Regions from separate parts of the Homo sapiens genome. Here all the other regions are linked to region 1. The links are chromatin loops, found by intact Hi-C in ENCODE. Cell type or tissue: dorsolateral prefrontal cortex. All regions are shown on one strand. Links, peaks and the distances in the headings refer to the core of each region. The heading gives the core; the rest is flanking DNA. Region 1 holds the start of RBM33 (RNA binding motif protein 33). Region 2 overlaps PAXIP1-DT (PAXIP1 divergent transcript). Region 3 overlaps RBM33 (RNA binding motif protein 33).

Region 1 (10,904 bases), core at 2,978-7,977:
ACGTGTTTGGCATCCTCATTCCAGTCTCTCAATTGCTAAACCTCTCATTCACATCCTTCATCTCCTTTCCTCTTTGTGTTATATTCTGCGCAATTTTTTTGTCTACCCTTAATTCCCAAATTCTCTCAATTCTGTCTCATCTGTGTAATTTTGCCTTTGGGTTTTTTAACAACTGTATTTTGAACAGTGTTTGATTTTTTTTCCTCTTTAATTTGTTTGAAGCATTACAAACCCGTAGAAAGTTTAAGAGTAAAATTAAACTTTTTTTGTGAATCATGTGTGACCAAGTTGCTGAGCAGATGCCCCATCAGCCACAAGCACTGTATGTAGTATGTATTTACCACAAAGGCTTTCTTCCTACATGCAGCGTATTAATCACTGAAATCGGGAAATTAACTTGGTGTGTTACTGCCATCTAACCTTCAGACCCTATCAATTTTTGCAAATTGTCCCAATAAGAGTGAAAAGATCATTTATTGCATTTAGTTGTGATGTCTTTTTCTTCTTCAGTCTGAAATGTTTTCTTAGTGTTTCCTTGACTTTCGTAATTAGATCTTTGAAGATTACATGCCAATTATTTTCTGGAATGTCTCTCAATTTGAGTTTGTCCTTTTTTCTTCAGAATTAGATTTGGTTAGGTATCTTTGACAGGATGATCACAGAAGTGATGCTGTACTCTTCTTATTGTATTATATCAGGTGGCAACTTTTATTTATCCCATTATTGAAAATGTTTACTTTGATCAGTTAGGGTGGTTTTAGAGGCTTTTCCACTGAAAATTATTCTTTTCTACTATGTAATTAATATATATTTTCTAGGAAGGAACACCTTAACTATTTTGATATACTGTTTCCATATAAAGTTCAATTTATTATTTATCAATATTTGTATAGACACAAGCTTTCCTGTTTTTAGTCTATTGCTCTCATTATTTAATTTGATGCTCATCTCATCTCTGCTTTGGCCCATTAAATCTCACTTCTGTGTCATTTTGACATATCTTTATCACTATTCAAGCACTTCCTTGATTTTTGGAGGGAACAAGATGTTCCAGGCTGATCTTGCGAATTCCATGCCCCAGTTCTGAAATCAGTTGTTTTTCCAAGTAATACTGGTTCCTTTTGAAAAGTGGTATTTAGAAACCAAGGTCTAGGTGCTGGGTGTGCTCAAGATGGGCTGCTGTCTCCAGGGCACTCTTGGTGGACAGTTAGGAAACACACACACATACACACACACACAGTTATACAAAAACAGGCATACACATATTTGCATATACATTTATTCCTACAATGAAATACAATTATCAAAAACCATTAGTGCAATCACTCTGATTCTTTATTCTAGTGACACACCATAGGGTTAATTTTAGCTTTTTCTTCATATAAGTAACTCCCTATTTGCACAGTGTGAAACTTAGCTCCATCACCCTTCATATATTTATATATCTGATCAATTTCCCTGTTCATAACCAACATGCCATCTCTGTTGTCACCTTCTTCTGTGTAGGTCCCCTTATAACTGGAGTTCTGATTCCCTGTGCTCTGCCTCCCACCTGTGTGAAAACTCTCACGATGCTTGTGTTCTGCCGTTCTAGTCTACTTATCTTTGGCAACTCCCACCTCATCCCAGTAGGGCCCTGAATTCCACCTTGGGCCCATCCCTCAGGATCATGTCCTAGTAACCCGGTCATGTGTGACTCCCCATGTTGAACTGCCCCCATGGGTGGATGCCCTCCTCACTTTGCCAATCCACAGGACATACTTTGAAACCTGTGGTGCTCTCACATGCCTTGCTGGGCAGCCCTCTCACAGGGTATGAGCTGGAACACATGCTTGGGCTCCGATCCTCTAGCCTGGCCAGCACATCCCTCCCCACCTCTCCCAGCCCTGCTATACCACTAGTGCTGCCTAATGGCTTTAGGACATTGTTCAGATACAACAAAAAGGAAGCACTCTCTGGCTACTCTAGACAGTCTCTTCTTGATTTTTTTCATCCTTTATTTCCTTAAACCTTTCAAATATTGTCCTTTATGGTAATTTTAATAACTAAAGTCCCTAGGAGGTCAATCTAGTTTGTATTTTTCACTTACAGTGGTTTCTTCCCTCGTGCATTTTGTGATCTTTGATTTTAAGTCCATAGTTGGTTGACCTTAAACTGTGAAGAATATAAGGGGATAATTTGAGAAAGCCCTTCCAGGATCTCTGGCCTAATTTGGGAGCCTGGGGTTTAGATTCCCTCCTCAAAAGCTGTCCAAGAATTTGCTTCCTATTAGCAGTGCAAATGGGGATGACTTCCCCAGTGAAACCCTGAACTTCCTGTACACTACTAACTGCTCAGGCTTTGGATCTGTTTTTTTTTTGTTTGTTTGTTTTGCTTAAGAGATGGGGTTCTGTTTGGTCACCCAGACTGGAGTGCAGTGGTGCTATTACAGCTCATTATAACCTCGAACTCCTGGACTCAGATGATCCTTCCGCCTCAGCCTCCAGAGTAGTTATGCAAAGCAGTTAAAGGTATGCACCACCATGCTTGGCTATTTTTATTTTTATTTTTTGTAGAAATGGGGTTTTGCCATGTTGCCCATGCTGCTCTTGAAATCCTTGGCTCAAGTGATAACCACCTGCTTAGCCTCCCAATGCATTGGGATTACAGGTGTGAGCCACTGTGCCCAGCGTTTTGCTTCCTTCTTGATCCTTTGGAAACATTATTCCTAAAACCTAGCAATACAACAAAAAATGTTTTCCACAGAATCTGTTTTGTTGGAGGAGGGGAACAGAATTTCCAGTTCATCATTACTGAGACGAGAAAGACTTCTATATTCGCTTTATTTACAAAAAAGCAAAGCTTGCTTTTAAGATTTTCAGTAGGATATGTATGAAACTGCAGCGCTCACTAGGTAGTCTTCTTAGGTTTAACCCCTGACACTCATATAATGCCACGCCTGGCAGCAGCTCCACTTTGGAGGACTGAGGAGAAGAAACACACTTCACTGCGGTACAGGCATGGAAGAGCTCTACTCTTTGGCCCAAATGCAATTCAGGAGCAAACCATTATGGGTGGGGGCTTGGCTTGGAAGTCCTTGACCGGCGGGAAACCAGTTCCCTGAGTTTGTCTTTTAGATTCCCACATTCAGTTAAGACAGTAACAGAGGCTAAAGGTATGGCTTCCCACTAGGTGTTTTAAGATTATTCAGTACTTTCAAGCCAGAGGCAGTCTACATGTCAGAGGTCATTTTTACCATGAGCAATGTTTTATTTATTTATTTGGAGATGGAGTTTCACTCTTGTCACCTAGGCTGGAGTGTAGTGGTGTGATCTCGGCTCACTGCAACCTCCACCTCCTGAGTTCAAGTGATTCTTGTGCCTCAGCCTCCCAGGTAGCTGGGATTACATGCATGTGCCACCACACCCAGCTAATTTTTGTATTTTTAGTAGGGATGGGGTTTTGCCATGTGGGCCAGGCTGGTCTTGAACTCCTGACCTCAGGTGATCCACCTGTCTTGGCCTCCCAAAGTGTTGGGATTACAGGCGTGAGCCACCGCGCCTGGCCTACAACCAATGTTGTTTTATACCACAATGAACACTCTGCCTTCATAAGGTTTCTATGACAAGTTAAAGTTAACACAAAGTGAAGTTTGTTCATAGATAAGGACAAGGGGTTGGTTAAATCTTTACTCACAGTAATTTACCAAGAACTTCAAATACTGGGTGTCCACGCTAAAAAATTTTTCCAGTGGGTGTTTGATCAAAAAATTTTATAGACTCTTGTTCTAGAGAAATTCAGTTTCAAGTGGCTTATGAGATTGTTTCATCTGTTAATTTGGTTTTTTGTGGAATTCTTCTGAAGATCACCACTGAATTATCCTGAAAAATATTTTCTGAGTTAGGCATGCCATCCTCCACAGTTCAAAAAATAATGAAAGGTGATAAAGAGTTCAAGCCATTTAAATATGGATGTATTAACGTGCTTTTTAATAGAGACCATTTTTCAATGAGTTGCTTGCAAAACATTTTTTTTGGGGAGTGAGTTCTCACAGTTGAATAATTTTTTTGTTTTTTTTTGAGACAGAATCTCGCTCTGTCACCCAGGCTGGATTGCCGTGGCGCAATCTCGGCTCACTGCAACCTCCGCCTCCTCGATTCAAGCAATTCTCCTGCCTCAGCCTCCTGAGTAGCTGGGATTACAGGCGCGTGCCACCACGCCCAACTAATTTTTGTATTTTTAGTAGAGACGGGGTTTCACCATGTTGGTCAGGCTGGTCTCAAACTCCTGACCTCGTGATCCACCCACCTCAGCCTCCCAAAGTGGTGGGATTACAGGCGTGAGCCACCGCGCCCGGCCAGCATTTTATTATACGTACCGTTTTATCATCTCTTCACCCATCCACCAATGCATCTCCTGTATGGACGTCTTGATTGTTAACTCACGGCACTGGACCTCCAGTTTCATGCCTCTCCACATTGCAGGGTCCTCTACGTTGTTGTATCAGTCACCTTTCTAAAATACAAATCTTACCATGTAAATTGTTTCTAAAATCTTTCAATAGACCCCATAGACTCAGAAAAACGTCCCAAAGTCCGGAATCCTGGCCCCTGCCTACCTTTCCAGTTTCATTGCTGGGTCAGAACGCCTCACCTAAGCCCCACATTGACCGATATGGAATCAATGTTTACAGCCGGTGTGTACTTAATCAACCCCCTTCCCCGACTGCGACCACTCAGATGCGCCTTCCCGGGCCCCACACCCCAAAACCCCTGAGCCCTTTCGTCCACAGCTGTCTGACCACCCAGCACCCTTTCCTTTATGTCAAGTATGAGGATTTCGTTTCTTAACCTTTCTCACTGCTCAAAATGCAAACTCAGACATGAGTGCCGGGCGCTATCCGTCCTGCTCACGTCTTGTTCTCAGGGCCGCAAGGCGCAGGGGCAGTAAGGGCCGAGAGCCCATCAGGGTCCGGCGCTGCCCGCTGCCCAGCCGGGCGCGGAGAAGGGGACGGGGGTCCGGGGTCGCGGGTCCGGAGGGTCTCGGGTTGTAGGAAGTGAGGGCTCGCGGGCGCCGCACGAGTGCGCGTGCACGTTAGCCCGGCGCGCGCGGCACTCATCTCACCTCGCGGAAGCACCTGCCGGAGCTGTGTGCACCCTTTCCTGCCCTCAACACAAGCCGTCGGCGTTCACTACTGTAGCTCATTCAGACCCCACTCTCCAACCTACTGTCCAGGCACAGAAACGACAGTTAAGGTTCCCCCGGACCGTACGCTGGACCTTGCCTCCCCGGCTCCTAACGGGAGACGGGCTGCCGTAAAGCTTCGCTTTGCCGACTGCTGCAAAGCGCCTTACGACTGAACCCGGAATCGACCTATGGCCAGCAGTCGTCCCCGCCCTGCTTCAAACATTTGGGTTTCAGGAGCCGGGCGGAGGTGACTGCCGCGTGTTTGCGTTGCACGCCCACCGCCCGAAACACGGCGGCGGCCTCAGGGCTGCTGCGGCCTCGGCGGGGGCAGGCCCCGGCGCCCGCCCGCCTCCCGGCCTCCATCATCCCAGGGTGCACCGCGGCGGGCGCGGGCGCGCGGCCATGTTGCGGTAGTTTGTTGTTTTCTTCCTGCGGAGGCGAAGGGCCAGCTGTGGACCGCGAAGCGCCCGGCTTCGCCTCTGCCTCCTGCAGCCCCCTCCCTTCTCTGTCCTCCGTCACCCGTACCCGGGCCCGGACCAGGCACGTCGGCCCACCAGCTGGCTTGGTGGGGGAGGCTGAAGGCCGGGCCCCGCGAGTGCCATGGCGGCCGCCCTGGGAGCGAGCGGAGGAGCAGGCGCCGGAGGTACGTGAGGCAGCCGGACTCTGGGGGCCAGGACCGCGCCGCGGTGGGCGGGGGTGTAGGCCGGGGGGCCTCCCCGCTTAGGAGAGGACGAGGCTCTCCCCGGCTCCGACTCTCTTTGTGTTCGGCCTATTCCGTTTTCTCCCTCGCCTTCCCTCGCTATTGTCATTCTCCCTTTCTCGCTCCTCCTCTCCGCTGTGCAGATCGTACTTACCTGTGAACTTCTGTGTGTCCTCTACTTTGCAAGGCTGCCTAAGTGTCAGGCCCATCTCTGGCGTTGGCGGGCATTAAGTGCCGAAGCCGGCCTGGTGTCCTATGGGTAGGAGAGCGCCCCCCCCACCCCCCGAGACAGTGTCACTTAGGGAGAGCGGGGCAGGTCGCTGTAGGGTGGGTGTTTAAGATTGTGGGGCCATCCTGACAGATTTAGATTGATTTGAAGCCCATTACAAAAACATAACGAAAAGATTCACCTGTGTGAAGGAATGTGCGACAGTAGGCCAGTTTGGAAAGTGAGATTTCTTGAGAAAGTCTCAATAAATCCCTGTTTTAAATTAACTTATTTGTTGTCTAATAACCTGTTAGTGTTTTATGTGCGTCTTCCAAAAGTGAAAACGTGACACAAAAGGTTTAGATACTGAGTCAGTTCCTTTGGATAGTTTTTCTTGTTTGCAAGCATAAACAGTATTGATGAAACACCTATCTCTAAAAAATTGTAGGTAAATTACTTTCAGGTAAAATTACATATCACTGGGGGTTTTAAAAACGTGGAGAGATACTTGAAAGTGACTTTTTAAGTGATTATTTTGAAAACTTTGAAAAGATGGTAAAATATGGATAACAAAAGCATTTGGGATTAGTTCTTACCATTGAAACGTTGAAAAGCCAGTCTAGTGTATACTCGAGAAGTATTTTTTAGTAAATGCTAGCAGATGGTTACGTTGTTATCATCCTGTTTAGGAATTTTGGCCCAACTGTCAAAACGTTTGCCTGACAAAATGGAAAAACAAAAAAGACTAAGTGTAGGAATGTCGCTTCTGGCAATTTGGTTTGCTATATGCCACTTTTCTTTCAGTTTAAATACATGATGTTTGCGTGTTACATCTGAGACTAATTAAAATTTTAAAATGTATAGTTCACCTATCTTTCTGGGGGTCAGAATTACTTGTTTTATAGCATTCCCAGTGTAACCTGGGAACTCTTGGGTGAACACTCTTTTCATTAGAAAGACTAAGGTGTTATTTGTATTTTTTCTCTTTTCTTTCAGTAGTGTACAGTGGAGTTTTCTAGAGGCTGAATAACATGTGAAGACGTTATGCTGATGGCTAATGGAATATATGCTTGTGTATTCTTTTACGTTTCTCATTTTAAATTTCTAAAATAGTAATATCACTGAATGTAATCCAGATAAACAGGCATTTTTGGGTCTTCAATAATTTTGAGGTCAGAAGTTTTGAGAATTGCTATTTTAGAAGAATAAGTAGGCTTTATTCATGATGCTTTGGAGTTTTTCCTTCCATTTTGTCACAAGTGCCAAAGTTTCCTTTGCTCTTCATACCAAACTCCTTGCCAAGATTTGTGAGTTCTGTATGACTTGGTCCCTGCCTACCCCACCAGCATGTTGTGTGATTGCTTCCTTTATCCTGGAAGTTCATCGCATGGACTGCTCCTGTACCCGCTCTTGCCAGGGCTGACTCCTGATCCAGTGGATCTCACGCTTTTAAGGGAGGCTTTCCTTGAGAATTCATTGTATCTGAGGAATGTATGTCCGTTGCTCTTGTGCCTCTCTTGTCTTCATTCTCTAGCACCTTTGTTTGTTTTCTTCAGAACGTTTATCTTAATTTGTAATTTTCTTCAGTTTTTACTTGTTTTTTAAATCTGCCTCCCACAGTAGCCTGTAAACCTCATGAGGACAAAAATGCTACCTGTTTTACCATGCGTTCCACGTGTTCCTGGCACATAGCATGTGTTCAACAAACATTTGGTGAATGAATTAAAGGATGAAATGTTTTCTTTACGAATAGGAAATAATATAATTGTATGCTAAGTTATGTTAGTCATTTCCACGTGATTTACCTGTGTAACTGATTAAATCATGTTAGCTTGGAGAAATATTTACATTGGTAATACCTTATTGAGCTATCGATAGCTTATTTGGCAGCTCAGTTTAGCATATTGTCTAGCACAGTGACTTTCAAACTTCTTAAAATGGCAGCCACAGAAATGTGATTGACATTGTGATTTAGTACATACATAAAAGTTAAAAAAAATTTCATGAACAATACTGGTCCATACTATGCCATGCACTCTAATGTTTTCTATTTCATTACAGTAAAATGCTGGTTGTGACCTGGATTAATTTCACAACCTACAAAATGTTCGAGATTGTCAGTTTGAAAATCACTGGTCTCTTGTATAGTAAGTGGTTAGTATTTATTGAATAAAATAGGTCTTGGCTATCCACAATCTGGATAGCCAAAATGGGTACCACAAAGTGTCTATAGGAGTGTTTGCTTATTTTTTACTTTTTTTTTTGAGACAGGGTCTTGCTGTGTTGCCCAGACTGGAGTGCAGTCGTATAATCATGGCTAATTGCAGCCTTGGACTCCTGGGCTCAGTTGATTCTCCCACTTCAGCCTCCTGAGTATCTGGGACTGCAGGTGTGCACCAGCACGCCTGGCTAATTTTTGTATTTTTTGTGGAGACAGGGTTTTGCCAAGGTGCCCAGGCAGGAACTCGGGCTCAAGTGATCTGCCCGCCTCAGCCTCTCAGAGTGCAAGGATTACGTGAGCCACCATGCCTTGGCATGATACATTTCAAAGGAGTCATTTGGTATTGCAGCCAAGTAGTAAGGATAGAGAAATGGAATTGCTATCCTTACTAATAGCAGAGAGAATGACAACTGTTATTTATTGGAGACTGAAAACAAAAACATAAAGGCAAAAACATGGCATTTTGGGGAAGGAACAAATAGTTTAATGAGTTTCAAGATCTTCTAGTTCCAGTGCTTCCTTGTAAAATATAAAATAAAAAATCAGTACACAAATCGTAAAAAGCCTCCAACCTAGTGAGTGCGTTATCTCACTTAAGATTTACAACAGCATTCTTGGGCCTGAGCTAATCTGATTTTATAGGTGAGGTGAAAAAATGGGTGCTTGTAAATTTTTTGTTTTCTAGTCAATTCTTAGAAATAAAAAGTTTTAATGGGAAATTTCAAACACATCCAGTAGTAGAATAATGAACCCACATACCCATCACCTAGCATCAACATTCTGGCAATCTGTTTTCATCCCCCCACCTCCACTTTTGTATATTTCAAACAAATCCTAGGCTGGTAAAATTTTAGAGCAAGATACACTGCTGGGATGAGTTAAGACTTTAGATACTAAACCAGTTGCTTTAATTTACATTTGATAGTAAACTAGCCGAGAAAAGTTCAGCCACCTAGCTGTTAAGAAAGGGAAGTAGACTCGAATTCAGGTTTTTTGACTTCTAGTTCAGTGTTCCTTCCACTGTGTCAGTATGTAGTAAGGCAGGAAAGTATGAAGCATGGTGCAGAAGGTTTTCATTCGAAATTGTGAAAGTGAAACAAGTTTTAGTACTTCAACAGGTAAAATTTACCTGGTAGGAAATTTTTGGAGCATTTTAATCACTAATAGTGCTGATAAATGAGATGTTTTCATACTGATAATTATGTGTGTATTTAATTCTTTTTTTTTTTCCTTCAAGAAAATCTTTCATGCTTAATTTCTTAGCTTCAATCAAGAGAGTTTGAGGAGTCGGGAAAGAATAGCCTTTCTCATTTCAGCCATGAGTACTTTTAGCATTTCTTGTAGGGCAGGTGTACTAATGACAAAGTCCCTTAGGTCATACCTGGGGATATAATTTTTGAATGGCAGTTTGAAATATTTCATCCTATCACCTTCTGGCTTCCATCGTTTCTGATGAGAAATTGACTGTTAATCTTATGGAGGATCCTTTGTACATGACATGTCACTTCTCTCTTGGTGTATTCAAGATTCTCTTTGTCTTTGGCTTTTGATAGTGTGATCATAATGTGTTTCTGTGTGGGTCTCCAGATTTATCCTGCTTGGAGTGGTGAGCTTCTTGAATATGTAGGTTCATGTCTTTCACCAAATTTGGAAGCTTTTTATTTTTTTCTCCAGTTCTTTTTCCTGCTACTTTGTTTTCTCCTTCTGGGACTCCCATAATGCATAGATTGGTACTTTTAATGATGTCCCCGTTTTTTAAGGCTCTGCTTATTTTTCCTCTGCTCCTTAGACTGGATAATTTCAATATTTTCCTGTTTCCTCACCTATAGCACCCTTGTTTTCTTCAGAACGTTTATCTCAATTTGTAATTTTCTTTAGTTATTTACTTGTTTTTTAAATCTGCCTCCCACATAAGCCTGTAAGCCTCATGAGGAGAAAAAATGCTGTTTTACCATGCATTCCACATCTTCCTGGCACATAGCATGTGTTAGATATTTGGTGAATGAATTAAAGAATGACATATTTTCTGTATGAATCTGAAAAAATATAATTGTATCCTAATTTATGTTAGTCAATTCCACATGATTCACCTGTGTAACTGATTAAATCATGTTAGCTTGATTTTTTCGGTCCCTCAGTTTTGGGACTGAAAATTGGACATTTTAAATATGGTGATGTGGAAATTTTGGAAGTCAGAATGTCCCCCCCCTTTTCTGGGTTTGCTATATTTCTTGTTGTGGCCTTCAGTTGTCTGGTTTTTTAATGACTTGCCAAATGAAGAGACTCTATTCCTTGTCTCCTGTGGTCACTGATGTCTCCATTGTGTTGTATCATTGCCCAGCCAGTGATCTGATGGAGATGTCCTCAAATGGCTGGAGCTGCAAATAAAACAAAACCAAAACCAAAAAACAAACAAAAACTCCTGTGCTTACGTTACTTCATTGCTCATCCAGGCCACCTATAACCCCAACCTTAGCCTCACCTTCTGCATATGCGTAGCTCAAAGATCAGCCAGAGGTATAAATCTAGGGTTCTTTCAAGTTGTTTTCTGAGCATGTGCCCAGCCTTCAGCATATGCATGGTCTTCCAGATTTCCCATTATACATGGG
Region 2 (7,475 bases), core at 1-5,000, 640 kb before region 1:
AAATGGAAAATTCCACACTTGCCCTCATGTGACACTGGGTGACAGTCAAGTCACAATCAAGCCTGGTGTGGTGGGCACCTGTAGTGCCAGCTACTCGGGAGGTTGAGCAGGAGGATTGCTTGAGCCCAGGAGTTTGAGTCCAGCCTGGACGATATAGCCAGACCCTGTCTGTAAAAAAACAAAAACCAAAACAAAAAAAACAATGAAAACATTTTTTTTTAAAACGCCATCAAAACTTTGTTTCATGCACAAAATTATTTAAAATATATAATATAACCTTACCTTCAGGCTATGTGGGTAAGGTAAGGTGTATGTGAAACAAATGAATTTCCCATTTAGACTTGGGTCCCATCCCCAAGATATCTTATTATGTATATGCAAATATTCCAAATCAAAAATATCTGAAATACTTTTGTCCCAAGCATTTCAGATAAAGGTTACTCAACCTGTAATAAAAACACTCAGTGCTTGCCTGAAGGAAAAACCAAGAATTTGTCATCCATCCTTAAATTTTTATGACACCCTTTGTAATCAGGAAACCTTTTAATACCTAAGAATATATTTGATATATTCTGGTATATGTTTATCATTCTGATGTTTAATGTTCTATGTTGGGCATATATCAGTGTAATAAATACATTAGATCCAAATACAGATCATGCTGCCTTTTTATCGACCTGTGTGAGAGAACTTATTTATCCTTTTCTTTTTCTTTCTTTTTTTTGAAACGGAGTCCCACTCTCACCCAGGCTGGAGTGCAATGGCGTGGTCTCAGCTCACTACAACTTCCACCCCCTGGGTTCAAGCGATTCTCCCACCTCAGCCTCCCAAGTAGCTGGGACTACAGGTGCGTGCCACCACACCTGGCTAATTTTGGTATTTTTAGTAGAGACAGGTTTTCACTATGTTGGCCAGGCTGGTCTTGAACTCCTGACCTTGTGATCCTTCTGCCTCGGCCTCCCAAAGTGCTGGGGTTAAAGGCGTGAGCCATCACACCCGGCCCTCCCTTTGATTTTCTTGGTTAAACACAAACTAAGCATGTGATTTTATGTTAAAAGACCTGAAGTGGACCTCAACCAGGTATTTTATTTTGTGAATTAAGAAAGCAATTTGTAACGTTCAAGAGAACAAGCTTACCCTACTTCAGGTTCTGATGGTAAGGCAAATTGCGGGATTAAGAAACCTGCTATTTAAGGCCAGCGTGGTGGCTCACCCCTATAATCCCAGCACTTTGGGAGGCCAAGGCAGGCAGATCACTGGAGGTCAGGAGTTCAACACCAGCCTGGCCAACATGGTGAAAGCCAGTCTCTACTAAAAACAAAAATTAGCTGGGCATGGTGGCGTGCACCTGTAATCCTACCTTCTTGGGAAGCTGAGGCAGGAGAATCACTTGAACCCGGGAAGCAGAGGTTGCAGAGAGCAGAGATCACACCACTGCACTCCAGCTTAGGTGGCAGAGTGAGACTCTAAATAAATAAATAAATCTGCTATTTAAAACCCCATCACCTAGTCAGTATTTGTAAAATATCACACGTGAACTGTGCAAGGCGGTCCACACAAGTGGATCTTACGGCAACAGCATCAGGAAGGCCTGGAGGCAGTGTCACACTCACTCACTGAGTCTCCAATACTACTGCTTGGCCAGTAATGAAAAATAAAAATGTTTACATTAGGTTAATTTCATGTGGATAAAGGATGCTCTGAGGCAGTCTAAAAAACTAGCATCCTGACATCATGAAGAGTAACCCATCTAGCAGAGGACGTAAAGATGGCAAGTCAATATTTAAAGGCAAGCGGTAAACTCAGAAATTATCTTCCCCAAAATGGCCATATGCAAAGTTATAGGAACAAAATATCATGTTGACAGTGCTGTATCTTATTCACAGTTAAATAAAATTCTTATCACTGGTTTTGTGACACTTTAAGGATGACCCATTTTAGGGTGATAGCTATCAGTTTATTAAACAGAAGCTATGCATTTGTTTAATTTGAAGCATATACCACTTCCAAATATGACACTGAGCATTAATATTTTTAGACTTCCCCCAGGTAAATTAAAAGCATGATCATTTTGTTGATAATCAGCCTTTGGAGAATTAAACAGCCTGCTTACTGCCAGTGCTAGTTCAGTAAATATGTTTCTCATTTTCTATTTGGCAAAATTAGATAACCTAAGCCTAGGAAAAATAAAAAATTAGAAAAAAAAAAGTAGATTTGGGGATATTTAACTCAAATTGCCCTTACTGGTGGAAACTCGAGGCAGTTACTTAGATTATTTCCAAATGGCTTTTTTTAAATGTATTTCTATATTGTATACAACAGTCTCAGTCTTCATCTCTCCTGTTCAGCTATCCATACATCCCTTAAAATTAGATATTTTTAATGTTTAGTAAACCTTCAGTTTGGGTTTATAGACAACATTTAACCTTCTCATGAAAGGGTCAGAATACTCCAGTTGCAGGCACAAACAGGCCATAGTTTAGTTGAAGGAGAAACTGCGAACTCAAAGGAGCACTGCTTCTCTGCAGGAAAGATCCCGTCAGTGGACCTGCGGGGCACAGCTGCCACCAGTGTCATGTAGCTATTCAGTGTCGGAAAACTAGAAATCACAAGTGAAGAGAAATTGTAAATTACCTCAAATTCTATGCCCAGAAGCAACCACTATGGAAATCCTTCTAGACATTGTCCCGTATAAATATATTTCCCTAAAAAAAATTATACCCCATACTCTGCCACTTCAAAAAAATCAAGACTGTTTTTCCATGTCAATAAATATCTATATCATTTAATGAATACATAATACTCCCTTGTTTGAATGTACAATATTCTGTATTGTTGCACATTTGTTGTTTCCAATTTAACAATTACAGTACTCCAATGAAGCAATCATCTTAAAATACATGTATAACGTATTATAATGTTCCATCCTTTAAGGTTAGAAACGACGTCCCATACCTGTCTCCCGTCACTCTGAGAACAGTGCGGTAACAGGATCAGCGATTCTCAACCATGGGCAATTTAGCCCCCTATGGCACATTTGACAACGTCTGGAGACATTTTTGGTTGTCACAACTAGGGGGTAGGGGATGCTACTGGCATCTAGTGGTGGAGGATAGGAAGCTGCTAAACATCACGCAACGCATGGGACCGTCCTCCATGACAAAGGACCCGTGCAAAATGTCAATAGTGCCACTGTTGAGAAACCCGGATTAAGATCATGTTGTAACTACATTTCAGTGGGATAAGACTTTGAAAGTTTCCACCGGGCACAGTGGCTCATGCCTGTAATCCCAACACTTTGGGTGCCCGAGGCAGGTGGATCACTTAGGTCAGGAGTTCGAGACCAGCCTGGCTAACATGGTGAAACCTCATCTCTTACTAAAAATACAAAAACTAGTTGAGCATGGTGGTGCGCACCTGTAATCCCAGCTACTCGGGAGGCTGAGGCACGAGAATGGCTTGAACCGGTGAGGTGGAGGTTGCATTGAGTCAAGATTGCACCACTGCACTCCATCCTGGGTGACAGATCTAGACTCTGTCTCAAAAAAAAACGAAAAAGAAAGTTTCTTGCACATAACGCCTTGGTGGCTTCCTTCGGACAGCTTTCTTCCAAATGGGACTTGGCTTCTGTCATGTGGCTTTGTTAGCTGTACAGATGGGGACAAAGCATGTAGAGTATCCTGCTGCAGTTTCTATGGCTGAGCTAGCAAGAGTGGCACACATACCTCCAGCCATTTCCACTGGCCAGAACCTGGTCTCCTGACACCTCCGTAAGCTGTAAAGGAGACTGCTGGGTGATGTGGTCTTCTTACACGTCCAAGAAAAGAAAATGGCATTGATGGTATCTTGCCAATTTTTGCCATTTTTGGTTTTCAAAAAAATTCTTATATGAATTAAGATTAGTGTAATATAAAACAAAATTCTCAAAGATAATTTCAAAAAAAATACCCGTTAGCTACTCAATAGATATTTGTTGAATTTGAGGTTACTGGCTTTATACATAGAGGATTAAGCGTATTCTTTTTCCCGCCTGGCCAAATGGTAAAACCCCATCTCTACTGAAAATACAAAAAAATTAGCCAGGCATGGTGGTGCACGCCTGGAATCCCAGCTACCCAGGAGACTGAGCCACAAGGATCGCTTGAACCTGGGAGGCAGAGGTTGCAGTGAGCTGAGATCATGCCAGTCTGGGCCACAAAGTGAGAGTCTATCTCAAAAACAAACAACAAAGAAACAGCATTATTTTTAAAAAGCAAACACAAGGTAGTTCTCTGAGGCATGTGAGGGATGTGTTAGATGCCTTCCATTTGTCCCACTCCCCATGTCAGATCTGTACTCCATCCTGCTCCACCTTTTTCTCCGCCCCTGGGTGCTGACCTGAGCAGATTATATAAGTAGAATCCCTTGCACATTGGCTTCTAGTTGAATTTGGTCAATGGGGAGTCCCAGCAGAAAGCTGGGCAGTGAGGGGAGGGAGGAGAGAGGTATGACGGTGTTTATTTCCCAGGTTCCTCATCAGGTTGCCTTGAGCTGGCAGAGGAGCCCATTCTATACAACTCTCTCCTTCCAGGTCCTGGGAATCTTTCCTTCCTCTCATCCCTTGGACCTAGGGTGGTGAGGGCTCACCTGCTTCTCCCCACAGGTCCCTTCACTCTCCATGCATCCTGCCTACACCTTTGTAAGTAGTTCCTTGATAAACCTTCTTAGATGATTGTAATTTGAGTGTGCTGCCCCCAGTGGTGACCCTGTTGTGATGGACAGGAAACTCTTACAGGGACAATGAGAAATTCTTAAAATATTGTGTCTGCTCTCAAAAAACTAACAAATACTTGGATGCACGAGCCTAACACTAGTGGGATTCTGTAGAAATGCAGCAGAGATTTAGAAAAGAGGTTCCCATGTGCCAGAATAGCTGGGGGAAACCTCTTGGATGGAGCGGGCTGAGGGGAATAGTTCTTGAAGGGAGAGGAGAAACCACTGAAAAGAGGCCAGAATACTGATATTGCCAAATAAAAGGGTGCACATTTTGGATATTAAATAACTGATGATTTAAGATAGAAATGGGGAGTAATAAGAAATAATAGACTGTGTCTAGCGTATGAAGATCTTGAGACCTCATCAGAGGAAGTTGTTGCATTTGAGACTTAGCATAATTCTGTGGCTGTGAAAACAGAAAAGAAAATTGCTTACCAGCTATTTAAAGTTAAGTACTTTGTGACAAGCTGGCTGTGGGATTGACTGTTTACTCATGTTGTGGGTAAACAAGAAGACATATTGAATCTTAACTCAGATTTTAACCGCTGGTACCTGTGAGTGTGACCTTATTTGGAAGTAGGGTCTTTGCCCCCATCATTAAGATGAGGTCCTACTGGATGAGGATGGGACCTAAATCCTGTCACTGGTGTTCATATAAGAAGAAGAAAATTTGAACACAGACACCCAGGAGAGTGCCAAGTGATGACCGCGACAAGGGTTGGGGTGACGTGTCTAGAAGCTGAGGAACACCAAGGTTGCGGCAGACACCAGAAGCTGGAAGAGGCCAGGACCGCCTCTCCCCTAACGCCTTCAGAGAAAGCACAGCCTGGCCACCACCTTCATCTTCGATTTCTGGCCTCCAGAACTGAGAGAATGAATGTCTATTGTTTAAGCTGCCAGTATGTGGCACTTTGTTACAGTAGCCCTAGCAAGCTAACATTCAGTATGTCTGAAGGGTAGTCAAGAGGAAGCTAGAAATTAAGATGTCGGCCCATGTTTGGAGTGGATTTAAGCCAAACAGCGTACTATGTGTGCCCTGCTAAAAATTATAATAACGAGAAATTGTTACAGCCTAAGAGTGACCCCAGGATTTGTAACTGACGTTGAGTGCCCAAGAACTGCGTGATAAGTCTATTAAGATAAAATTATTTCAAGTCCTCACTTTCGTTTCTTTACGTTTTCTCTCTTTTCCTATTAGCATATACACATCCAGTGGTCATTTGAAGCCCGGGTGCGTCAAGTGGTAAAAGCTTTCCCTGCTAGCTTATGCTGTGGGAACTAACTCCCAAAGTTCAGTGGCTTCAACAAAGCTCGCTTCTCACTCATGTGTTGGGCAGGCGTGGCTCTGCTGCTCTTTTTTCTGGAAACTCTGCAGAAGGCATAGGCAGTTCTAGTGACCAAGGGGAAAGAAGAATGGCAGAACCGCGTAATAGCTATAAAAATTCTCTCTGGAATTCACACACATTCCATTTGAAAGTCAGTCTCATTGCCAAACCTGATGTCAATGTGGAAGTGAATCTGTTCCTGCCACAGGAAGTTACTCCAGGTCATGGCAGAGTGGGCAGGGGTATGTCATCCTCTTCCTGGGAATACAGCAGGTAACTGAGGACAGCAGTATGTTCTACCCATGTTCCCTCTCAGTCACAAATGTGAATGTGTGTCCCTTCTGCACTCCACATCTGTGTCTTTTGAGAAGAAATTGCAAAAATTCCACTCAATTATAGCATCAGGCCCAAAGTGCAGGCACTCATGGGGGCCTCTACAGCAACTCTAGATGTGTCTTCTCTCAGTCTAGTCACAGATGGATGCCCGTCTTCCCCGACGTGCGGTGGAGCTGGGAAAGATCACTCCATTGAGAACAGGGAGAATGAATGCAGCCTGACCCAGTCACTGGTCCAGAGCGCTACGGACATCCCCGTGGGTGGATGTGGGAAGGGTTCCCCACCTCAACTGCCACTACCAGTTAAACTTCAATAAATTACGTTGCAGCTACACAAAACTTCTGAATCTCATGAGTCTGTGCTCACAGGCACAAGGGTGAGGTTCGAGGAGTTAGCTTGTGAAGCTACTTGATCACTGCGGGGTGAGAACCCATGGGTAAAAGCTTTCCTTTCTTTGCCCCATTTTTTGAGACATTTCACCAGGCTCCTCAGAAAAGGCCCCATTGATCTTGCACTGAGTCCCATTGGGTGGCCAGTTTGGTCACACATCCCACCCTCCCTGTTTCACCCCCTGCACCTGCACCCCTGCTCCCTGGGGTCACTTTCCCAGTTAAACAATTTGCACACAAGCCCTTGCTCAGGCCCTGCTCTGAGAGGGGCAATTCAGAGAACCCAAGCCAGAGCCAAAGCAAGTCACAAGGTGAAGCCCGCAGTGAACAGGGCAGGAACTGTAATCCTACAGGAAAGCAACCCATGGTGGGGAACAACACGCAACAAGCGACTGCAGTGGAAAAGTGGTGTTGTGGCTCTTGTTTCTTTGGTTGGGTTTTGGTTGTGGCTAAAGGCACAGTTCACAGTCCTCCGAGAGCATCTTAAGAGTTAGGATAATGCCATGGTTTCTAGTACATCACAGTGGACTTTCATTATTCAGAACTGTGTCATCTGCCCAGCAAGTAATTCCCTATAGTTTTCCAGAAAGCATTAATATGTTTACCAATTGCTGGTTCTTTAAAGTTAATGATTCTTCACACTGTGTTATCTACATTTGTCTGGGGCAGC
Region 3 (10,904 bases), core at 3,138-8,137, 94 kb after region 1:
TTGAGTGAACTTACAGAAAAATAAAAATACTAAAATAGGGTTGTGACCTTGGACCAGTGATTTAATGTCATAAGTTTTAGCTTCCTCACTGTGTGTTGATGAGTTCATGGGGCCCTGGTATCGACAGTGGTGACAGTGTCATACCCAGGAATTCCTGGACTCTGCCAGTGGACCAGGGGCCTGAGTTCCCTTTGGTCCTCATTTTAAGGTGGCTGCTTAGAAAGCATTGGTTCTTGACTGGCCCTTAAGTTCTGCAAGAATCCCTGCAGTTGTCAGTCACTGTACGGTAGGGAGTGTGAAGGAGCGCTTGCTCAGCTATAAAAGTCTGTGAGTCCTGGCAAGTAGAAAGAATGGCCGTTCACATTGCTAGTACCTTCCTGTTTTGTCACCTAGACCGTGAGCCTTGATTTAGAACCCACTTCCCCAACTCTAACCCATGCTGAGACTTTGTTCTTAAGTCTTCTAATCTGGTTCCCACTAGGCATCAAGACCTACCAGAAAAGTGAGAAAATGAACATTTAATTCTGTCAGTCTCTTTGTGAGCACCTCCCAGGTTCCAGACTTGGCAGACAGGCCCACACCTCATGCCAGCTGTTCCTCGGGGCTCCTTCTCCGTGACCCAGTCCTGCTGTCACCTCACGCCCAGTGCGTGCCTGGCTGCACTAGTGCCAGCCAGATTTACCAGTTTGTCTTTCAACTGGTCTGTAATTTCAAGAACATCGACAGACCCACTCTTTGTGAGTTGGCTTGGACCTTGAGGATGCGCTAGTCCAGTTCACTTTTGAGATCATCCCCGGCAGGCGGTGCTCCTCCTCCTGAGTGCGTGCTTCTGTGGGTTGAGGATGTGTTCATTGCTGGGAGAGTGTTAGAAACCTCCTCCCTCTGTTGAATTGAAATCAGCCCCATCCAAACTCTTACCTAGGTGGTTGGGCAAACCATCATCAAACCTGCTTGTGGTTGATCTTGACTCAGTTACATGAAGAGAGCTATCATAACCACACTTAACGTTGGAAATGGTTTTTCATAGTTTCCAGAGGTGTTATTAATTTTGTATTTGTAAGCTAAAATGTCATACCCATTTTTCATTTGAAGAGTTTGCATTTGAGTGATTTTTACTTTTCACAACTATTATCTTGTTTCAGGCTGTGATATTGTCTCTTTTTGGTGTCTCAGTGACATCATTTTGATCCCTATGTTTTTCATTTCTCAATGCAAATTCTTCTAATGAATCTTACTGGTTCCTTTTGTATGTATCTGTTTGAAACCCCTCCCGTGTGCCTCCTCCCCCGAAATAAGTGTAGTCAAGTGTGCATTGAAACAGCTTAAGGAAACAGGCTGATTAATTGGAAAAGGATTTTTATTCAGAACCACCATTGCCAATTTGCGTGGGTTGGAAACAGTGTGATCAGTCAAACCTCTCTGCAAGCAGAGGCAGGCAGTTGTTTCTTTTATTCCGTGTCATTCTGAGAAGCATCATTTAAACATTTTTTTGAAATAATGCAGAACCTTGATTGCTAATTTATTGTCATTCAGAAAGTTTTGAAGATTATTTTAAAACGTTTTGAAATGCTTGCACAGCTACTCTGCAACTTACGATGGGGTTACATTAGGATGAGGCCGCTGTAAGTTGCAAACATCGTAAGTTGGACCATTGTAAGTCAGGAACTGTCTGTATATGTCAGAATCATATTGATATACAAAACTAAAGATGGAATGCTAATGCTATACTTTATAAATAGAACATTTAAGTTACCTGGAGGAATACAATATTATTTTGGAGGAGATATATTCATGTTCACACCATGTGTTTCATTGACTTCAAACAAGAGATGAAAATATTTTTAAAACAAGAGGAAAAAACTTTGGCAGTGGGAGAAAGCAGGCAAGCTCATTGAAACTCCTCATGCAGATGTAGTAAGTAACAGTATGTAACGGCGTGTGCTATTAGAAGTAATTTTTCTAGCATATTATTAGCAAAGTAAAGATATTAAATATTCAAGAATATTGGCCAGGTGTTGTGGCTCATGTCTGTAATCCAAGTACTTTAGGAGGCTGAGGTGGAAGAATCATTTGAGCCCAGGCGTTCAAGACCAACTTGGGCAACATAGCAAGACCCTGCCTCTACAAAAAAACTAGCTGGATGTGGTGTCATGCTCTGTAAGTCCTAGCTACTCAGGAGGCTGAGGTGGAAGGATCCCTTGAGCCAAGGAGTTTGAGGCTACAATGAGCTGATTGCGCCACTGCACTCCAGCCTGGGTAACAGAGCAAGACCCTGTCTCTCTCTCTCTCTCTCTCTCTCTCTGTCTCTCTCTCTCTCTCTCTCTCCCTCTCTCAGGAAAAGAGATCCATATCAAAGCATTATATCAGTGAATTTTCAAATTAATTAGGGGTAAAAGACCATGTATATGATATGTATTCTCACTTACAAATATATTCCTCAGTTACTGACATTTATTGGGTTCATTGTGTCTTAATTGATGTCTTTATCTAGAGAAGTGACACTCCCTAATGTCAGGCAATAGTATGCTGTGGATTTCCTTGTTTCACCTAAAGTCAAAAGCTACGAGATTTTCAGCTTTGGACTTTCTGTTGTACATGTTTCAATAAGTGCCTAAAGTTTATGTTTTTATAAAGATACAATATTTGTGTGTTAAACATTTCTTTATTATTTTGTAGCCAACAATCTTAAGGGTTTGTGGTGTTTATACTAGTGTTCATTTTGTCTATTCTGTCAATGCCATGGGTAGAACAGACTTTTGTAGGGAGAAGGAAGGGAAATGCACTGCGGAAGAGCATTTTCAGTGTTAGAAAATGTTGTTGTGTTTAGAGGGAACAGTGAGTTAGTGATAAAATGATAGGCCAAGGCATTGGGGTTGCAAGTGTGTGAGAAAGAAGAATGATACTTAAAAGTTGTGAAATATTGACTCAGTTTCAAAGAACAAGGTGCTATTAAATGAAAATTATTTTGATGATAGTTAATAGTTAATTACTTCTTTTTGGAGCAGTGAAAAAGTGGTGAACATTTCTTTACCTTTATGCTGCTGCCTAGGTCAATACGGTGGTTTAAAAAAATCTCCATGAATACCTGAAAGACCAACTGAAAAAGGAAGTAATTTTAATTTGTCTCTAAAGAGTTCTAGTAACATGTAGTTTTTGAAAAATGTTAATCTGTAAGAATTTGCTTAAAATTTTTTTATCCAGAGGACTCTGTGTACTATTTTTTCTGTAGTAATTTGGTTTCTTAAAACATTTCACATTTTTCTGTTAAGTCAGGAATTGCTGATTGAATTTCTTTTTCTTTTAAAGTGAAGCAGCTTCATAGCTGCAGCTTACAGTCCTGTTAAATAGCAAAGATGAGCATCTTTAAAAAGATAAATGTCATGACATTTAGTGTTTTGGATTAATGGGAAATAGGCCAATAATTGCATGGATTTCAATAAGCTTAAAAATAATATTCTTGCGTTATAATGACATTAAAACATTGACTTAATTTCTAGTTGCTGCGTTTTGATTTTTGATCATTTAATATTGCAGAATCACCTGTTGTGTAACAGTTTTTATGTTAATATGTGTGGTCATGTCTTGTGTAAGGATATTTTGGTTAATGGTGGACTGCATAGACAGCAGTGTTTCCATGAGATTATAATAGTGTATTTTATTGTAACCTTTTCTAGGGTTGGATATGTTTACATCCACAGATACTTAGCATTGTGTGACAGTTGCCTACAGTATTCAGTACAGTAACATGCTGCGCTGGTATGTAGCCTTGGAGCTACTAGTGTGTACTATACAGGCTAGGTGTGTAGAAAGCGCTACCATCTAGGTGCGCGTGTGTGTGTGTGTGTGTGTGATTACAATACACTCTGTGGTGTTCGCATGATGGAATCACCTAAGGATGCGTGTCAGAATGTATCCTGTCATTAAGGATGCATGACTCTGTGTGTGTGTGTGTGTGTGTGTGTGTGTGTGTAGAAAGAGAAAGACAGTGACTGTTAGGAGACACGTTACTTGACATTTTTGAGGAAAACTTGGAACCAGGTCTATATTTCTAAAAATTACATACCATTTTTCTGTCCTTCACCCTGTTTCTCTGTTGTTGTTGTTGTTCTTTAGGGCCCTCCAGAATTTCCACAGCATACACCTGGACCTGTTCCCAACAGTTTCAGCCAGCCCCCACGACTCCCTCTCCAGGACCAGTGGAGAGCCCCACCCCCGCCTCAGGATCGAGACCCTTTCTTCTTAGGAGGTACAGAAAGAGTGAGTGGTGTGGAGTAACAACAGAAGCTGCATTGGGTGATGTGCCCAAACACATTTATTTTGTAAACTGAATTGAACTCCCAGTTGGAGATGTTAGGAATGCCAGGTTTTTGTACCATAGCAGTTCTGCCTGTCATTTCAGGTGCTAAAATTGGACATTGTTGGTATCTGAAATCGGAACATCTCATATAAAAGGGAATTTATGTATAGAAAATGACAAATGAAGCAATCTAGAAATAAGAGGCAAAATCTGGAATTGTTTCCAACATTCATAACCTGTCAACACTTGTGACTTCTGTCCACAGTAGGATAGTGCTTCAGACTGCTTTTCTGAGAAGCACATGGTCTTTTTAACCTGAAGTTAATGATGTTGTGTTACCTTTCAGTTTCAGGTGAACCAAGATTCCCGAGCCATCTTTTTCTGGAACAGCGAAGTCCCCCTCCACCACCACCGCCTCCTACCCTTCTTAACAGTAGCCATCCTGTTCCTACTCAGAGTCCTCTACCATTCACTCAGCCAGGACCAGCATTTAATCAGCAAGGACAGCAGCCAGTGTTCCCAAGAGAGCGGCCCGTACGACCAGCCTTGCAGCCTCCAGGTCCGGTGGGGATTCTGCACTTTAGCCAGCCTGGGTCGGCAACCACACGGCCCTTCATTCCTCCTAGACAGCCGTTCCTGCCAGGCCCAGGACAGCCGTTTCTGCCCACACACACACAGCCCAACCTGCAGGTAATGCATCCTGAGTGAACCTCCAGGGAAAAAATGTGTAGCTTCAAGGCTTTGTGTTCCATAAAGTTTCAGATTTTTATTTGAGCCTACTAATTTGTGGTTATTTAAAGAATAGAGTATTAGTCTCAAATGTACTGTTTGTTAAAGACAACTTTTTTCAACAATGTTACTTATCTCAATACAAGAAAAAAATGGGAAAATGTCATTTTTTGGGAATTGAAAAATGCTACTTATTATAATTGTTTAAAGGGTATACTACTAATAAAATTAGGACATGTTTTGATAATACATTTGCTCATCTGTATAAAATTTCATGAGAGGTTTACCAGTGGAAATACTTTGTCAAATTATATTCCTGCAGTAGACAGTTTTGAAAAGAGTCTTTGCATGGAGGGAAGAAGATGTTGCTGTTCACTGGTTATTTGAAGGCCTTGAGTGCCCTCTGCCGACCGGCTTCTGCTTCATGGGTTTTCACTGGTTATTTGAAGGCCTTGAGTGCCCTCTGCCCATCGGCTTCTGCTTCATGGGTTGACATGCGTCTGTAACATCTTTCTTACCAAGTGTATATTTCTTCTTGTATTGTAGGGTTACTATTAAAATACATAGCGATGGTAAACTTGAATCAACTATTTAAAAATACGTGGAATACGTATCTAAGCCAAAAACGGAAAATGAATATTATCTAGGGTGTTAAAGGAAGATAAAATGTTTTTAAGAATTTTTCTTTTTATTAAAAAAATGCAATTAATACATCCCCATTGCAGAAATTTTCAAGTATATATAAGAAAGGAAATTAAATACTCTCGTTACCTAGAAACAATTCAGGAGCTTTTTTTTTTGTCTTTTTTTAAATGCACATCTTCTCGCCACCTGCTTTTTCCCTCCAGTGTCACATATCATTTGATCTTTTCATGTCAGCGAGTTGGTTTTGATGCCATCGTTTGAGAGTGCTGTATGCGGTTCCCTTTCATGCTGTCTGTGTGGTTGCATGTGTGTATACTGGTTTCAGTACTTTAGTATCATAGTGCTACAGGGAACATGCTTTAGAGTTATGAGTTTGTCTGCATACCTAGTTTTCCTTAGGACAATTCAATCCTAGAATTACTGGATTAAATATAAAATTTAAGGTAATAGCTTCTGGCTTATTACTGCATTTTAGATAGTATTACCTTCATCAGCAAGTCTAAAATGAAGTTTTGGTATCGCTGAAAGTTCCTTTCTTGTGTTGAGGTTTTTTAGGAAATGATTGAAGTGATTATGCCCGGTGTAACCATTTATGAACTGTTGTTTCTCTTTCTTTGGAAATGGAAGGGGCCGTTGCATCCTCCATTGCCCCCTCCGCATCAGCCTCAGCCTCAGCAACCTCAGCAACAGCCCCCGCCACAGCACCAGCCTCCGCACCAGCCCCCGCACCAGCCCCCGCCCCAGCACCAGCCCCCACCCCAGCACCCACCACAGCACCCGCCGCAGCACCAGCACCACCACCACCACCACCACCTGTCCGTCCCGCCCCCTCCTTTGATGCCGATGTCTCAGCCACAGTTCCGGCCTCACGTACAGACCGCTCAGCCTCAGGCCAGCAGCAGCCGGATGCAGTGCCCCCAGCGCCAGGGGCTCCGGCATGTAAGTGTCAAGGGGTGTCTTCCCTGTGTCTTCCTGGGAGGCCTTTTAACTTACAGGACTTGAGGGGCATAATATGTAGGTTAGAATATTTTCCAGTTCTGATTTCTGTTTATAAAATGTGTAGTACATAGTTCTGAAGTGAATCCATGTTTTAAAAAACACTCAGGTGATTTGTTTTCTTGACTACAAGAATTGATAAGATACTCCTTTTGTGTCTCAAAGACTGTGTTAATATTTACTTAAGCATCTTTCTTGTATCTAGATATTTCTATAGCAATAGACAGGAATTAATAGACACGTAACTTTAGAAAATACTTTTGGGTGGTAGTCACTTTCCCTTTACCAGTGGCTTATTTTTTGATGTATAGATTATCTCTGTCTTTTTGGTCCCTGAATAAATACATAAATGAATTCAGGAAAAATACGTTGACTGTTCTGTTGCCAGGTGCTACTCTAGTCCTGGAAATACAGCAGTGAACAGAAGAGACAAATTCTTTTCCTTCAAGGAGCTTATACTCAGTCGAGGGAGATTAGCATACATTTATTTGTGGGGTTGTGTTCTCAAGCACCATCAGCAAATGTGTGACTTGTCGTGCATTAAAAGAAACTGGGAAACAATGTATTGCTCTGAAAATAAAAGGCCACAGTCATTGCCCTTGTCCTCCATTAAATACATATAAGAAGCTTTTGTAATTTTGTTTTTAGGAAAGGGAGACACAGTGTGGCTAGTGGTCAGGGTTTTTGCCTCCATTAAATATATATAAGAGGCTTTTGTAATTTGGCTTTTAGGAAAGAGAGACACAATGTGGCTAGTGGTCAGTGGTCAGGGCTCTTGCCTCCATTAAATATATATGAGACTTTGTAATTTGGTTTTTAGAAAAAGAGACACAGTGTGGTCAGTGGTCAGGGTTCTCGCCTGTCAGTTTTCTTTTGGTATTGTCTTCTTTTCACCCTTGAGCTTCAGTCATGTCACTTAGCTGCTTGGAATCTCAGTTTTCCTGATATTTGCCTCTTTCTTTCTTAAAGTAAACATTGCAACTAAAGTGCTGTGAACAGTAAGAAAAGATTTCTAAATCTGAGAAGAGGGTGCTTTATAACCTGGGTTTCATTTGTTAGAATAATGGTAGGCTAGTCTCATGACCCTCGTGCACTGGGATATTTGACCTGCGGGACCTCGGAGATCCCCCTGCTTCCCCCCTCCCCCCTTCCAGCTCTCTCGTGTTCTCTTTGCCTCCTCCAGGTGTTGGTTCTCTCTTAAGAATCCCCAGGATGAATATGACTAAGCATTTCCTCTCGAGTAAAACGTTCTGGCACCTTTCTTCTCCCGGGGGTCATGTTTCTTAGGACATTGACCTGATGCTTGATTCTTTCCTTGTTCCAGCTTAAATTTAAGTGACTAGGTAAAATAGTAGCATGTGAATCCCGTTGATCTCTGGTGGCAGATAGAGTGGTTTTTTGGCTGTCTTAATTCTTTTAAAACTGTCAGTCCCTTTACTGAAGCACCTGCTAAAGATCAGCCTGGTGTAATTTCTATGAAGAGGAGCCTCTCTGTAGGCAAGTATGACAACTTTACCAATGGAAATTGTTAACATTAGGATGAGGCATGCTGCCACATGGATCAGGTGACATTTATGTATGAGAAAAAAAGTATGAGAAAAAAGTATCTGCTCCCCAAAAGAAGTCATTTACTAATTAGAATGATTTATTGTGTTTTTATTTAATAATGTGCCTTTTAATGTTCCTTCTGCCAAGTTTCCACTTACAATTAGAATCTCTTTCTTTTTGTGAAAAGAATACAACTTCTCAGAATGTAAGCAAGCGGCCCATGCAGCAAATGCAGCCCACTGCGCCAAGGAACAGCAATTTGCGTGAATTACCCATAGCGCCGTCACACGTGATAGAAATGAGCAGCAGCCGCTGCTCTGCCACGCCCTCAGCACAAGTGAAACCTATCGTCAGCGCGTCACCACCCTCGCGGGCCGTGGCGGGTTCCAGAAGCTCACAGGGAAAGACGGAAGTGAAAGTCAAGCCAGCTAGCCCTGTGGCTCAACCTAAAGAAGAGGCAAAAACAGAAACAGAGGTAGGACACTGCTCTTATTAACAAATGTTGGTCTCAAACAAGAAGCCTTAGAATCAACTTGGATGTCTTAGTTCACTCTCACTAAGTTATTCACAAAATCTTCCCACTTTTTTCACCTGGGTCTTTTTTTTTTTTTAACCTAACAGCCATGTTTATTAAAAAAACACTTGTATTCTCACTAGTTTACAAGATTAGAGTTTATATATTTGTACAGTTACTGTTCTGTTATACAGAATTGATATATACCGGGGCTTAACAAACTTTTTCTGTAAAGGGCCCAAATATTTTATAAATATTTTAGACTTTATAGTCCAGACTGTCATAATTACCCTTCTCCGCCATTTTAGCACAAAGGCAATTTAAATATAGTTCTTCCATGAATAGATGTGACTGCGTTCCGGTAAAACTTTACTTTATAAAACCAGGTGGTGGACCGGACTCAGCCTGTGGGGTGTCATGTGCTGACACCTGGTGAATCCCGTAGGTTTCTGTGACTTTTCTTGATTTACACTATTAACCTCTAGAAGATAGGACCAATTTTCTTGTTGGTCTTTTAAGATTTCTGGGGGTTTGCTTTGTGTTGAAGTATGATGATATATGTTGTTGCTGTTGTTCCTAATTTTTCAGTAGGCACAGAATGTAGTGAGTGTGAACAATCAATGCAGCTCAGTCTTTACCTGGCTTTAGTTGAGGCCGTCTTCTCCCACAAGCCTCAGTCTCCTCATCTGGTAAAGGAGGGTCGGCCAGGGCGGCCTGTGCAGAAGGCTGGCACCTGGAGGGCGTGTCAGCCTTAGTGAAATGCATGTGGAGTGCTCTGAAGCAGTGCAGCGAGTTAACTTGTCCAATAGCAATGTCATGAAGAATGGCTTTAGAGAAGAATTTAGGCAAGTCATGCTTTCTTAGTTTCATAAAAACCAGTCAACACTGGTTTTACCTTTTAATCAGTTCATTTTTTTCAGTTAGATTTTCTTCTGATATATTATTGTAGCAGTTGTAATGTATTGTTTACCAAATTGGAAGTACAAAGTTGAAATATTAACATACAATGAACTCTTATTAGAACACGAGTGACTTTTGGTTTTAAAATCAATATGTGAAAAAATAATGTAGATTTACAAACTGGATCGGAATAGTTTAGAAAGAAGTCTTTGGTAAAAGTTTTATCATACTTCTAGTGTATATAGCCAGCTCCTAACTCAGTATGTGTAACTGATTTGGTTCAGAAAAATGAAGTCACACATTCATAATAACAGGGCTACCTAATAGGGGAAGTTGCCTTTCAGGCATCCTGCTGGCACATCTGGCGATCACTTCCTTCCATGATAGTTGATTTAGGCGAACTTCTAAAGGATTCTTCCATGGAGTTATTTCAAAAAGATGCCTTGAGTGAAATGGAACCTGTAGGTCACCGTAGTATAAATGGAATGTCTTGATTTATTTTCTTTTAATTTTCTCTCTCTATATAAAGGGGACCAGGATTATATATATTTTTTTACTTTTTAGAAGAAAGATCTTCTATTTGTTTTGCTTAGCTAAATGTGACTTATTTTCGTATGTTCACCCCTCTTGATGATGATATAATAAAGGGTGAATCTGCTTATTTGGAGGTCTTTTCAAGTATTTCAGCTGCTGTTCTGAACATGCTTTAACTCTTCCTTGACTGCATGGGAAATTCCGATGACTAGTAATTATTCCTGTGTTTTGAGGCAGTGGCCCCTTGGGTCCTGTGAATATGTCCCCAGCCGTCTGCTTCCCCGATGCCCATGTCCCTTGTGCCCACTATCCCCCTGGACGCCATGTCTTGCTCTGTATGCCTACCCTTGTAAACAGCCTCTCACCCACCTTCATTTTTGCAGTTTGAAATCTGCCCTAGATGTGATATTAGAGAACAGAGGTGGTCGGAATTGCTTCCAGGACGACAAGTAATCCCTGAGTGAGGGCTGGCACCGGGCACTCAAGCTCCAGGGCACCAGCCGACTCCTCAGCTGTGCTTTTGTCTTAAGTTCCTAATTCTTAAGGTTTATTTAGGGAAAGTAAGATGGTGAAATAGCTGAATTCTAGATAGATTAAATCCTGTTACATTATTTTACACGGAGTCTGTGGATATGGATGATTTTTAAAGAATATTATTACAATTCTTTAAAAATGCTTAACTTTTTATACATTTTCCCTATTGGATGCTTTTTATTGAAAGTTACTGGAGTTTTTCAAAGA

What was found. Peaks named below come from ENCODE experiments on the same cell type or tissue, not always from the same donor. Only the 100,000 strongest peaks of a DNase experiment are listed, where the experiment ranks them.
Region 2: a loop joins it to region 1, with 3 times the contacts of the local background. A loop is called at or near these places in 9 of 110 quality-filtered maps.
Region 3: it touches region 1 in a loop (2.2-fold over the local background); 23 of 110 quality-filtered maps call a loop at or near these places.

What each region holds. Positions count from the first base shown.
Region 1 is chr7:155,639,111-155,650,014 of GRCh38, forward strand. RBM33 (RNA binding motif protein 33) reads left to right here and starts at 5,551. Exons shown (of 18, transcript NM_053043.3): 1 at 5,551-5,809. The coding sequence starts at 5,767. RBM33-DT (RBM33 divergent transcript) reads right to left here and starts at 5,296. Exons shown (of 3, transcript NR_126344.1): 1 at 5,104-5,296; 2 at 4,358-4,494; 3 at 2,806-3,860. RefSeq lists an enhancer at 4,490-5,444 and a silencer at 5,369-5,878. In dorsolateral prefrontal cortex, for the core only: CTCF peaks have their summits at 5,542 and 5,748; DNase peaks (open chromatin) are centred at 5,311, 5,561 and 6,091; H3K4me3 peaks cover 3,715 bases; H3K27ac peaks cover 1,789 bases.
Region 2 is chr7:155,005,032-155,012,506 of GRCh38, forward strand. It overlaps PAXIP1-DT (PAXIP1 divergent transcript), which reads left to right. Exons shown (of 1, transcript NR_028090.1): 1 at 1-672. Among named protein-coding and RNA genes, the nearest start is that of PAXIP1-DT, 5.3 kb to the left of the region's middle. In dorsolateral prefrontal cortex, for the core only: CTCF peaks have their summits at 3,070 (motif pointing left) and 4,726; no DNase peak of the experiment used is centred there; H3K4me3 peaks cover 31 bases.
Region 3 is chr7:155,733,417-155,744,320 of GRCh38, forward strand. RBM33 (RNA binding motif protein 33) reads left to right here. Exons shown (of 18, transcript NM_053043.3): 10 at 4,114-4,246; 11 at 4,644-4,987; 12 at 6,299-6,610; 13 at 8,403-8,690. Among named protein-coding and RNA genes, the nearest start is that of SHH, 74 kb to the right of the region's middle. RefSeq lists enhancers at 8,028-9,227, 8,587-8,736. In dorsolateral prefrontal cortex, for the core only: CTCF peaks have their summits at 5,413 (motif pointing left) and 5,623; a DNase peak (open chromatin) is centred at 5,455.